Regions from separate parts of the Homo sapiens genome. Here region 1 is linked to region 2. The links are chromatin contacts, found by Hi-C or POLR2A ChIA-PET in ENCODE. All regions are on one chromosome and are shown on one strand. Each heading gives the region's core, a stretch centred on a gene start or an enhancer-like site at or near the end of the contact. The rest is flanking DNA. Distances are from core to core; before and after follow the strand shown.

What was found. A loop is a pair of places that touch in the nucleus more often than their neighbours do. ChIA-PET counts read pairs that join two places held with the same protein, here RNA polymerase II (POLR2A). Pooled maps may share reads with other maps.
Region 1: a loop to region 2 is called in a pooled map, with 2.5 times the contacts of the local background. The contact joins two enhancer-like sites. A Hi-C loop is called at or near these places in 1 of 50 pooled maps. POLR2A ChIA-PET finds 5 or more read pairs at or near these places in 2 of 52 experiments (BJ and GM10248).

The regions. Positions count from the first base shown.
Region 1 is chr10:62,015,266-62,022,015 of GRCh38, forward strand. The region is part of intron 4 of ARID5B (AT-rich interaction domain 5B); the gene reads left to right. Among named protein-coding and RNA genes, the nearest start is that of ARID5B, 120 kb to the left of the region's middle. Within about 2 kb of position 2,031, at least 5 of the 41 ENCODE cell types and tissues checked have a DNase peak (open chromatin) inside an H3K27ac peak, as active enhancers do.
Region 2 is chr10:61,785,208-61,791,471 of GRCh38, forward strand. All of the region lies in intron 3 of LINC02625 (long intergenic non-protein coding RNA 2625), which reads right to left. Among named protein-coding and RNA genes, the nearest start is that of LINC02625, 80 kb to the right of the region's middle. Within about 2 kb of position 1,629, at least 5 of the 41 ENCODE cell types and tissues checked have a DNase peak (open chromatin) inside an H3K27ac peak, as active enhancers do.

The DNA.
Region 1 (6,750 bases), core at 781-3,280, 230 kb after region 2:
TTTCACAATAATACTTAGGTAGGGATTGTTACCTTCTCTGGTTTTACAGATGAGAAAGCTGAAGTTCAGACCCGTTTAAGGAAGTCCTTCAACACAGCTGCTTTAGTGGAGCTGGGATTCAAACCCTGCTCTTAAGCTGCAAAGCAGTGCTCTTACGGGTTGTGTTGTGCTTCTTTTCAGTAGCCTATCAACTGTTCTAATTCATTTAAATAATGATTATGAGAATCTGACTTGAGCTCAATGGGACTTTTGTCAAATATATACAGCAGTGCTCCTATGGGGGAAACCGAGTACACTCTTCAAATTCACCTGCGTAGTCTTTGCTTTTCCACCTCTGAACGGTGTGAGGTTTTTTGTTGTTGTTGTTTTCTTTTTTGAGACAGAGTCTTGCTCTGTCACCCAGGCTGGAGTGCAGTGGCGCGATCTTGGCTCACTGCAACCTCCGCCTCCCGGGTTCAAGAGATTCTCCCACCTCAGCCTCCTGAGTAGCTGGGACTACAGGTGCCCACCACCATACCCAGCTAATTTTTGTATTTTCAATAGAGATGGGGTTTCGCTACAGTGGCCAGGCTGGTCTTGAACTCCGACCTCAGGTGATCCGCCCACCTTGGCCTCCCAAAGTGCTGGGATTACAGGCATGAGCCACCGTACCTGGCCTAACAGTGTGAATTTAAACACTGTTATTCACTTCAGCCTTATCTGGCATATGTGGAGCACTTGCCGTAGGTGAATTGTTCGACTAAGACTCAGAGGATGGTGGAGTTTGTGCCTTTAGGAGATTCAGCATTGCGGCTAAGGTTCCATCACTGTACGTAGCTGGCTCTATTCTCATAGGTCAGTGTGCTGTTTGCAGCCTACTGTCCATAAGGCAAACTACAACCCACGGGCCATGTGCAGCGCTCAGCCTGTTACAGAGTTTTATTGGCACACTGCCACACTCATACGCTTACATCTTATCTATGGCTGTTTTTGTGCTATGACAGCTGACTTGAGTATGGCTCACAAAGCTGAAAATACCAACACTCTGACCCTGTACAGAAAAATGTATTGACCTCTGATATAGACCAATGAGGTTCATTAAATTTTAAGACATCATTTCTAAGATACACCATTTTTATATGTGCCACATTGCATATACAATAAAAAGCACTGCTGATTAACAACTGTAAAATGCCATCAATTGAGATGCCACCAATTCTGGAGATATTGAAATTTGAACCAAACAGTGTATCTTACAATTGAAATTTAATACTTTTCAAAGTGATGTTTGAGATTGAGAGGCATTAAAATAAAACCCTGTAAATACGGATTGTCTTAAAGACAATTTTACCCTGCCCATAAGTCAACCAGTCTGTTGCTCCCCACGAAACCTATACTAACAGACCATGTGATAGGACCCAGTGAATTAGAAAAGCACTGGCTTCTTGGCATCTGTCTTCCCAAAGACTGTTGCTAATAATGAGTGGAAGAAATATTTTGGCATTGTCCTCTGATACTATTTTCAACTCCTGTTAGTATAAATATTTGGGGTGTTTCAGTACAGTGGGTTGTGTGGCAGTAAAATTGTTAGTTCTTTTATCTTAGGGCTGGCATATTTGAACAGTATGCCTGTTCTTAAAATGTGTTATGAGGCTATGTACAAAAGGCTTTGTAGTAGTTTGGAATGGGAGGCTTCTCAGATGTTGCTTATGGTTAGATTCTTACTAGTCTGAAAAATATGCTAATTATATACTAGCCTCTGAGCAGAGAGAGTGAACTCAATATTACAATTTTAAACTTCCTCAAAACAAAAACAGGACACCACGTAAGGGGAAGTAGTGATTAATGCATAAACAGTATGTGCCTCGTATGTGTACACAAATTGTCCCTTATGTCTACATACGTTTGTATATTCATATAAACTGCCCAGACAGCAAACATATTTGAAAAAATAAGCCATGACTTTGGGAGGCCAAGGTGGGTGGATCACCTGAGGTCAGGAGTTGAAGACCAGCCTGGCCAACATGGTGAAACCCTGTCTCTACTAAAAATGCAAAAATTAGCCAGGTGTGGTGACATGCCCCGTAATCCTAGCTACTGAGGAGGCTGAGGTGGGAGAATTGCTTGAATCTGGGCATCGGAGACTGCAGTGAGCCAAGATCACGTCATTGCACTCCAGCCTGGGCAACAGAGCGAGACCCCGTCTCGAAAAAAAAAATAAGTCATGGTATTTTGTTTTGTTCTGCTTTTTTTTTTTTCTTCAAAAATAGAAATTTAGGAATTCTGAGTCAGGCCACATATTATTTGGCTAATTCAGCTGCAGAGTAAGTTATTAATGACCCCCAGATGTTGTTTATAGTGATTGGAAATGTTTGGTTGTGAAATAATATTTTCTTTTTTGTGTGTGCAAGTGATATTTCTTAATATGCTCTACAGCATCTGAATAAAAGTTTGATGGCAGAACAGTTTGCATGTCCAATGTAATTGCTTCTAAGTGAGCTCTTCATTCTTCACATTTTTAGCTCTAATTGCTTTTTTTCCCATATGTCTAAAAATAAATATTTGCAAGTTTTGTGTTCTGCTACTCATTGTAATACATAAAATATTTGTACACTGAGCAAAATTCACTGATAATGTTCACAGTGGGCTATTTAGAGAAAGTAAGGTTTGTGTGTAGAGGAGATAAAATACATTTTTATTATTCAATAGTATAAATGCCAGAGAAAGCCATTTATCTTACTTTGAAAGAATATTTTTAAAGAAGTGGCCAGATATTTGACCTCTGAGATGATTTAAATAGATTCAGTTGGAAGAAAAGATCCAGTGTCAAAAATAATCGGGTTTTCTATATAATAGATATTTTAAATGATCTCTGCAAGGTGGCAATTAATTTTTTATTATCAGGGACAGAGGCCCCACTATGTAGATTATCTAAGTCCCTGACTTCCTGGGCAGACCTCCTCTCCCTTCGTTTGAGTTTATTCCAGCTCATTAGCACCTCCATCCGAAGGTTGGCAGAGAAAAGGAGAGGAAGAAAAAATGAAATCACTTCTGCTGCTCTTAATGGCCCTTGGAAAGAATGGATCATGAATGAAACAGAAACCAGTGGGAAAGATAAGCCATTGGATTTTCTGTGTTTTCTTTTATCCTTGCCTTCCTTCGTCACCACAGATAATCAATAGTTGGCTTAAAGACTTTTAAATGAACTGCACATTGGAAGGCTTTGTAGTTGTAATACCAATATCATTATTATCTTTACGTTTCCAAAGACTGGGTGGGTGCCAGAGAGGTAAATATTGCCCGGTCTCCATGTTGGCATGAGACGCGTTCCTGACCTTTTTTTTTTTTTTTCAAACCTGCCCCTCCCCCGCCCCCACCACTGTCGTCTTTTATGCACAGAAGGTAATTTTTTGTGGGTGTTCAGATACAAACATCTGCTTGACCACCCTGTCTTGTGATTATGTCTTATGATCCTGACCTGGTGATATTTTGCATTAATGAAAGTTGGCTGGTTTGGTCTTCCCCATCATATTTACTTCTTAATGTGTTGCTATATTTACAGTTCACCAAGAACAATCTGTGACAAAGATCTGCTTTTATCAGGACAGCTGCCAGATTCATACCACATCTCCAGGTTCTGTTAGACATCACAGTAAAGTAATTCTTTACTGCTTGCTTTACTTGAGCCATCTTTCTAATGTGTATTCTTGAAAGTATCCTGGCTGTATGAATCTCAAATTTCAGTCCCTTTTTTAGACCACCATGCAGCCCAGAGGTTTGGAGCTTTGTCTTGGAAGCTCCTTCCATCAATCAGAATACCAAATTTACATTGTTAGGTTCCCTGGAGGTGTTGGAGCTCTGGATTCAGCAATTATTGTGAATAAGAACCTTGCAGCTAGGGTGAGTGCCAACATTCCAAGTGCTAGCACAATGGAAAAGAGAAGTGGTTTATGTTAGAATATGGTCACATTCTTCTGATTAAACCCACTCAAAAAAGACAACATTGTAATATTTTCCAATGACTGTTTATCATGAATTACGTCAGCCTTCGTTTAAATTGCTATTATTTCTCCTTAATGCTTCTTGGTGCCTGCATAATTTACGGCACTGGCAGCCTCGGGACTATGAAATAACCTTTCACAACCACCGTACAATAGTGAAGAACATGGCGTTTTTGTTGTTAATTATTATAGGACTCCTTTAACTTTTACAAAGTGACATAAAATATTGTTGAGGCATTTATGATTCAAGCTACTTTTACATGGATCTATTTTGCTTCTGGCTAGTTCTTAACTAAAGCAATCATTTGTGGTTATTAGGCCGCCGGAGATATTATGTCAGAACTGGTTTAAGAGTATTATTATGTATCCCATGTCATACACTACATGTCAGCACTTGAGGCTGTCTTTCAATAAAAACAAATGTAATTTTAGTTTGTGCTCTTTTAGGGATTGGCCATTTATAAGCCAACCTGAGTTCATTCGAAGGTGTCCCAACCATTTAGGAGCTTGTTTCAGCCTTCCATCATACACTTTTAGTCTCTTTCCTGTGGATTTAAGACCTTTCCAAAACAAACTTTGGCAAAGGTTTAATTCAGAGTGAAGATTTGCTCCTAGGGAGCCACAGAATTAGCAAGGACTGGTTAATCGCCCAGGGCTGAGCTCGTTCTGATTCCCACATTTTGTGGGTTTTCTTACAGATTTCCTAGGCAGTGAGTCTTCTAATTGTGACCCTCCTAACTGTGACCCTCTGAAGAGAAGCGAGTCTCAGCCCATAGAAGACCCTGCCTTACATTCAAAGAGGCTACCCTAACTTTCTGGCGAGGAGTCTTGAGTAGAAGGGAGGTGGAAACAAAAAAGGATGGGAACATGTTTGAGTTTCCACAAAGCTACACTTCCAAGCAAACTTTGAATTAATATGTCACTCCCCTGGGTTCCAAATACTATGCATATTTTCCAGTCCTTGCTTATTTAAAGCAAGAAAGGAAGGGCGTGCCAGAAAGTTTTACAAAGAATGAAAACACATTAATGACTCATGTGAACAATTACTGATTTTCTTAACATATAATTTCTTAATTACTGTCAACCAAAATAATTTGCATGATAATATTTTTCCTCCCCTCCCCCATCTGTGTTTAAAAGGCATAAAATAATGATCAAAGAGTCTGTTTGATCAATAGTCGGGAAATTTAACTCCTTAATTCTTAGTGGATTGATGGGACTTTGACATCGGATATTCTTCAGAATAATCACCTCCAACACAATGGGCAAAATGAGCTCTCCAGTAAAACAAACAGCTTTGAAAAGAGCTCAGGGGCATTTTCTTTAGCTTGAATTCAAGGAGGAAATTGTGACTTTTATGAAACTTGCATAAATTTACATGTATCCTGTCAGAGTTTTAAAATTAGACAACATGCCTGAATGCCCTGGAAATGAGTCTGCCATCCAGATTTAGAGTGCTTTTAGCTTTTTTAATTAAAGACATTTCACAAGCCAACGCCAGAGAAGAGAATTAAGCATTACATAAGAACATAGCAAAGTTTGAGATTTAATGGGTGAATATTACGAACTTATAAAGGAGATAAAAAGTGTGAAAGGAGCGGTTATTGGGAGTTTTCTACATTTTGTTAAGTGTAAAAAATGGAAAAAATGAAAAGGCCAAGCTGCCATTTGCTGTAGCCCTCGTTCTGGAACTGGTTCAAAGCTCACAGAACTGACTGTGGGACTGTGATGCTTGTTAATGAGCATTTGTGGCAGTGCACTGGGATCATGGGTTTGTCACATGAATATATATATATATATATATATATATATATATATATATATCTCAGAAGATAGAAGACAAAAGTTGTTGCTGCAGTGTGATTGTGAGAAACACAAAACAATCATCCTGAAGACTGCATTTACATAGAGCTCAGTGCCAAGTCCCACAAATACTCACTCTGGATTCTTTAATAACTGCTGATACATAGTTATCGAAAATTGTTTTTAGCTGCACATGCTATACCATTTAAAAAACTTAGACTAAATACTGTCAGCTCTTGTTTGCTTTCCTAGCATGTTATTCATTTATTGAGAAATTTGGAATGTAAAACATCTGGGAATAACTTGGTGTGTGCAAAGGCATCTTTAAAATGTGTATATTTCAGAACTTCTTTGGAGTATTTATTTAGAAATATGGGAAAATTCTGTAAACATGTTCTGGAATATATGTAGCATTTGAATATGAAAGAGGAAGTTGGCATAATTGAAAACCTAAATTCATCTTCTATAAATATTACTCTGTCAGAGGAATGGGTTTCTGAAATTAGAGAATCCAGATTATGGTCAGCGATATTTACCAAGAAGTATCTCCTTTTGCCCTGGACAGAATGTGTGAACCAGAAACATCCATTCTGGCCCTTTCTGGGGTGTAATGTGGTCGTGTGACAATAACTTGGTTTTTTCTACAACAATGTTTATGTCTAAATAAAGAAGTTAATTTATTTCAGCGTTTCAAGGCATGAGTTGGAGCTGTGCAAACCCAATTGCTTAGAGTACAACCACTGTGGTGTTAATAGCTCCCTGGTTTGGTTCAACAGTTAGTCCATATATTTTATAGCCGGGTCTTTAAGAAACCAGTGCCATCACCACAATCATAGCAACTGGGAGATGACACAACATGGAAAGGAGTCAGAGAGGAGAATTTGTTAATGATTTATCAATTTTCTCCTTTTGGGAAAAGTAAATGTAATACCGAATATCACATAACTGTTTTTACTTCTTCTAAATT
Region 2 (6,264 bases), core at 379-2,878:
TGATGTTGATGGAGATTTTTTTTCCTAGGCAAGAAGGCAAAGGTTTTTTTAAATTTAAAGAAGTTGTTATTAGTTGTTGCTGATGATGATAATGTCGGCAGTGATGTTTAAAAGCTGTCCTCACTTGTAAAGTTCCCTGGGCTGACAACTTCAACTCACCTAACCCTCTAACTGGGGCTAAAAACACCATGATCACGACTCAGTTTTTTGCCTCTCACTGCAAACTTCATGTATGGAGGTTTCATGAAACTATACAGAGAAAAGTTGCCATATAAGAAAATGAACAAGGGTTCTAGCATCTCTCTGAAAATTGATAGTGCACTTTTAGATAGAAGACAGAGAACAGGCTGAGGAAGAAGGCAAATAGGTAGACAGAGATGATTGACAATGTCCACGTGCACATCCACAGATGTTCCTGAATCAGCTACTTTGTCAAGACCCCACCCTAGGTGCTTCTGGTAAAGAGGTAAGGCTTGTCCTGGCTTCCAGGATCTCACAGTGTAGGGGAACAAGGGAAATTGCCATTTCTTAATCACTTATCGTTTGCTAGTAGACTTTGTTGATTTCATTCATACAATAAATATTTTGTTTTTGTTCTAGTTTATGAGACAGATGAATAAGTTAGGTTTCCTAATCCCTTATAGAGGGAGCCAGACATGACATCAGTACTTACACAAAACGTTTTCAATTATAACTGAGGCAAGTACTACAAGGAAAATCATAGCACATGGTCTAATGGAGGAGGAGGAGGAGTTAGCATGACTTGGTCTGAGGGTCCATGGAAGCCCTCCCAGAAAAAAGCTGTTCCAGCTGGGTTCTGGGGCCAAGCATGAATTAGTCCAGTGGAAGGAACAGCACCAGCAAAGGCCCTGAGTTGGAAGGAGCTTACTCCAAGAATAAGGTACATATTATTATCCCCATTTTACACATGAAGTAGCTGAGATCTACAAAGATTAAGTAACTTCCTAAGGTTATGCATAACACATAAACTCAAAGATAGCGATCTACCATATAATCCAGCCTCTCCTAGAAGCAGAAACAAAGATACACGGCAGCCTTTAAAAACAATTATCAGGAGACCCTCTCATGCCCCTCAAGGCCACTGCTCCTCCTGAAGGAGCTAAGGACAGGTTTTCATTTGCTCACTCTACTGGGCTCCAGATCAAATTAAATTAAAAGCCAGCTATTTCAGACGAAAAAGTCCTGCGTCCTTTTTGGGAATAAAATCGTCTTCCCTCCTCCCCAGGGCCTTTCATACCATTATGGTGCAGTCCCAAGCTATCAATGATAGTGAAAAAATGGGGCTTTGCGATAGAGGAAAGAGGCTATTCAAACTGCTCCTGATTTCTATAAAAGAGAGATCTTTTGATCTTTGAAACAGCCATAGGGCAGTTTGATCTTTCTCAAACTCATTTATTTTAGATTCTTGCAAATTTCTTTTCTGTAGGTTTACTTCCTCAGAAAACTCAATATTCAATTGAACAGTGACTTTTATACATTGAAATGCAATATTGAATAACTGAAGCCTAATAAATGCCATCCCGCCTATATAGGATATTTTAAAAATCATAAAAGGGCTGATTGAGCCCGATCCAGGCAAAGATGACAAAGCGAATTCAATGCTTCTTTTGAAAATGAGTCATGGTCAGAAATACTCACTTTGACCAAAAGCATTTCTTTGAATGCCAGAGGTAAATTTGCTCACTTTCATTTTCTGCCTGGGTTTCAGATCGGCCCTGCAGAACTGAACAAAATCAACTCTGAGAGGCCCTGGCAGCTGTTCCAGATGTAAATGTGAACAGGATACTGAGATTGGGCCTATTTCCTTCTATGTGTTATTTTCAAATTATGCAGATAATATTCAGATATGGGTCTATCAGACTTGGCATATTTTTTTCAGGGAGGAGTAAATCATTGCTATTCTCTGCTGCATTAACATTCCCCAGGACCACCCTCTCTTTTTTTCTTAGAAAAAGGATATTTTCTTGTCACGAGCCTCTAAATTACTGGCACAAGAAGAATCTGACATATGTTCCCAGTCGTGGGGGGGCTCATGGGAGGACAGGTACAACATACTCAATAGATTAGCCAAAAGAAACAGCCTTTGATGTCAGGGAACCTTTCCAAATTTCATGTAAGACTCAAACAATCTGTGGCAAATCAAAGTTCTCAATCAGAACTTCTGTCCCACTTCTCTTGGTGCAGCTATGGCTGGAGGAACTTTTGTTTTAACTCTTTGTAGATTATTACTCAGTTTGAGAGTGTGTTTCTCTCATGACCCTTCCAACATTATGAACTTTAAGAAGATCGATAACTTCATTCTCCATCTTCATCTTAACACATGCACTTTTTCCCTCTTGGATATGTGTTTTAGGAAAATGCAGATTAGCATTGCCAAAGAGCCAGTTGTTTTTAGCAACATTCCCCTCGGTGTGACCTCCTAAGAAGGTCTGATTTTATAAACCATTAAAGGAACACTACGTTTTCCATACTCCCTGTATCAGCTAAAGGCTGGAAAGGGCAGCAAAAGCAGGATCTCCATGGAGGAGGAATGATAACCACTTGGAAGAAGATGGTGGAGAAAAAGCAGGCATTGGCTATGCACAGAAGATGTCGGTCTTGCTTTAACAATCTCCCTTAAGGCCTGCTGCCCCACACTTTCCTTATGGTGTCAGCATTCCAAGAACATTCTTTGGGAACCAGAGACAAAGATGGCACCAATACCTCAGAGCCTTTTGATTAAAGAGTTGTCGTTTTCCATCTTGGGACCGTGGAAAACAACTTTTACATAAGAAAGTTTCTCTCAAGGGTGAGTAAACTATCCACAGCTTAAAAATAAAAATTGATAATTAATGTCCATGAAAGGGCTCTAAAGAAAAGATTCCCAGCAAATCAAAGGTAAAATTCTGAGCTCATATGACTATATCCATAGACATGTCCGTGCCTGTCTCTAGAGCCATTAGCTATCCAAGAGACATTGGAGGAAAGAAATTATTATTTCCTTAGAAGCAAATGGAGGCTTCCTTTTCCTTCCATCAAGAACACTTTAAAACAAACAAACAAACAAACAAAAAACAATATCTGGATTTCTAGACACTCAGAAATATGTTATTCATAGGTTTCTTACACTTCCGGGCCTAGAACATAAGGTAGCATGTTCTAAGAATAATGTTCTGAGAGGAACGTAAGATATAAAAGAACTAATGTCATTCAAGGCACAGTAATACAATCCAAAGACAAAACAGCACCACACACATCTTACAGGGCATGTGCTCTGTGTCTAGTCTATCACTGGTTTGAAAAACTCTAGTGGAATGAGATTACCTTTGTCACTCAGTTAGCACCACTTGTCACCTTTCATTGACTCTGCTGTTTCCCGTTTATAATTTCAGCAGGAGATTGAATCAAGCTGTAGACTTATGGAATAACGCCCCCAGACATTCACCCAAGAGTAGTTTAGGCAAAGTTTTCTGTGTCAGGAATAAAAATGTTGAATTTGAAAATGAAGTACAACCAAGTGGAAATATAAAATGGCAGAGGAGGGCCAGATGTGATGGTTCGCACCTATAATCCCAGCACTTTGGGAGGCTGAGACAGGCAAATCACTTGAGCTCAGGAGTTCAAGAGCAGCCTGGGCAACACAGAGAAACCTTGTCTTTACAAAAAAGACAAAAGTTAGCTGGGCGTGGTGGCACACGCCTGTAGTCCCTGCTTCTTGGGTGACTGAGACAGGAGGAACACTCCAGCACAGGAGGCTGAGGCTGCAGTGAGCCCAGATTGCACCACTGTACTCCAGCCTGGATGACAGAATGAGACCCTGTCTCAAAAATAAAATAAAATAAAAAAATAAAATGGCAGAGGAAGGCTGCCTGCCTAATTAGAGTGGTGGAACAAAGTTATGAAGCAGGAATGCTTAATATCAGGAGAAAAATGGAGGATTATGGCTTTAAATAAATGGGACTCACTCTCCTACCAGCATCTTCCCCATTCCAATGCAATCCTCCACACTAGACCATCTGCCAGTTGCTCTGGCAGGAGTGTGTCACCAAGTAGAATGGATCCACTAATTCTGGGATAAAGTCAAGAAAATTCCTCCAATGCAGAACACAACACTAACCTCAGTGACTGTAGCCCTTATATATCCAACGATCTTCTAGGGAAGCAAGAGAGAAAGCACCAATAAAATTCCAAAGCAAAAAGATAAACATCACTTGTAAATGAAGCAATGGGGTACAATTTGGAGCAAATGTTCACTGATAATAAATCAAAAGCTCAATATTTGCCCCCTCAGGCCTCCCCAAACTTCCCATCAGTAAAATGCTATCAAAACAAGCAAGGAAAAACATATTCCTACTTCAATTTCTATTTCAGTGCAAAATACAGTTCTCAAAATGTCAGTTTCATCTAGTTTGGCCTTTCCAAGAACGTGCATAGTTAATCGTCAATGAACTGTAGTGTTTGGAGGATGCTGTTTAATTGAATTTTCAGGTTAACTGGGGCTAAGCAGAAAACTTTTTTTCTTTTTTGTTTCTAGTAGGAATCCTATAAAGTACTGATGGAATGGAAATGATGGTGTCCTGGAGACCCAGGGACCTAGGTTCCTAGGAAATTTCTTGGGAAGTCATATGCAAAAGAAATCCTGACAAAAAGAAGGCAAATAATACGTCATTGTCAGCTGTGTTTGTGTCCCAGGCCTTTAGGTAGAGCTCTCTGATAGAGTTAGCTGGAGCCTATGCCTTAGCTCAGGACTTTTAGGTCCTCACCCTGCCCATGTGCCTAAAGTCAAATCTTATTATTAGGACATCACAGGAAAAGAGCAAATAAAGAATGTTTACAATGAGAAGAAAGTGCAAAATATCCTTGCTTAATATGCCACATGGAAGTGAGTGCTAAACTGCCTACTTCAGCCTCCTGAAGAAGAGAAGCAGATTTTACCCTTAATAATAAATGTGGTTCACGGCAAAAATGGGTTTCACCTCATGGATAATTTTATGCCTTTTTAAATGAAATTTTACTCTATTATATAGATGATGACTTGAATATTACTCCTCCATGTCTTTACCAGATTCAGAGAATATAACACCACTAAATTACTATCATTGCCATCATTACAAACACATATTTTCTAGCACAGTTGGTTCCACAATAGACTAGCATACCGGTGCTTACTGTAGGGAAATGTAAAAGAGAAGGCCAGCGCAGCGGTCATTTAAAGAGATCTAAGCCATCTAAATTATCCTCCTAAAAACCCTTCAAAATCCTAAGAAGACAAGTAATATTAATTTACTTTTAAAGTAAGGATACTTTTTATAATTAGTACCTTGCCCTTTTGTTTAAATTGTGATAGTCAAATACATTTTTTAATGATATATGAATAGTTCATGGATAATACAGGCCCTTATATAAACAATAGGTATGGAACATATAATTCCATTTTAAACTTGTCATTTTACATTTTTGCAATTTAATAGTAATTAGATCCTAATCTCATTATCTTAAGACTTTGCAGTTTGTATCTTGGATTTCAGGACAATGAAAGGTCACCTCTGAGTTATGTGAAGCTGTGGCCTTGTTTGGGAACACAATTCCCAAATATAACACTGTTTGAATGGGAATATATTATCCATTATACTCTGATGCATTCAATGATCTAGTTTCCAGAAATAGATTTTGGCAAATAGCGAGGACTGAACTTCTATTAATGATACCTCTGCCTCCCTGCTTTAATTACTTCCTTGAATCAGGTATAGAAAGCAATTGATTCATCTATTGATTATGGTAAACAAGCACCATAGGGAGCTTCATTGCCATTTCATAGAGGGCTTGTGGCAAAAAGGGATGTATCCATCCTTCAGTTCATAGGACAAAGAAGCCCATGCATGAAGTCACCATAGCACTTAGAGACCAGTGTCCACCAACCATGAAAACCAAATAGGCTGCAATTCCTTTTGATTCTGCACCTCCCTAAGGGGGCATGAAGTTTCTCCAAAGAGAGTTTGAAGGCCTTGTCTGCCCAGATCTGGATGCAAAGCTCAGTTAGGTTCAGCTCTGAGGCTCTGACACCACAGGCTCAGGAGTTTGCTTACATTACTCTGAGATCACAGGTCACCCTCCGAGATCCCAGCGAATTCACTCTCCCACAGTTTACCCCAGGAGTCCAACAGGCAGAGTGTGAGAGGGTGAAAGATGAATCTGGGTAAAGTCATAACCATTCCCAGAAAAAGAATCCCAAGCATGTACTCAGCTCAAATATGAACTGGGGGA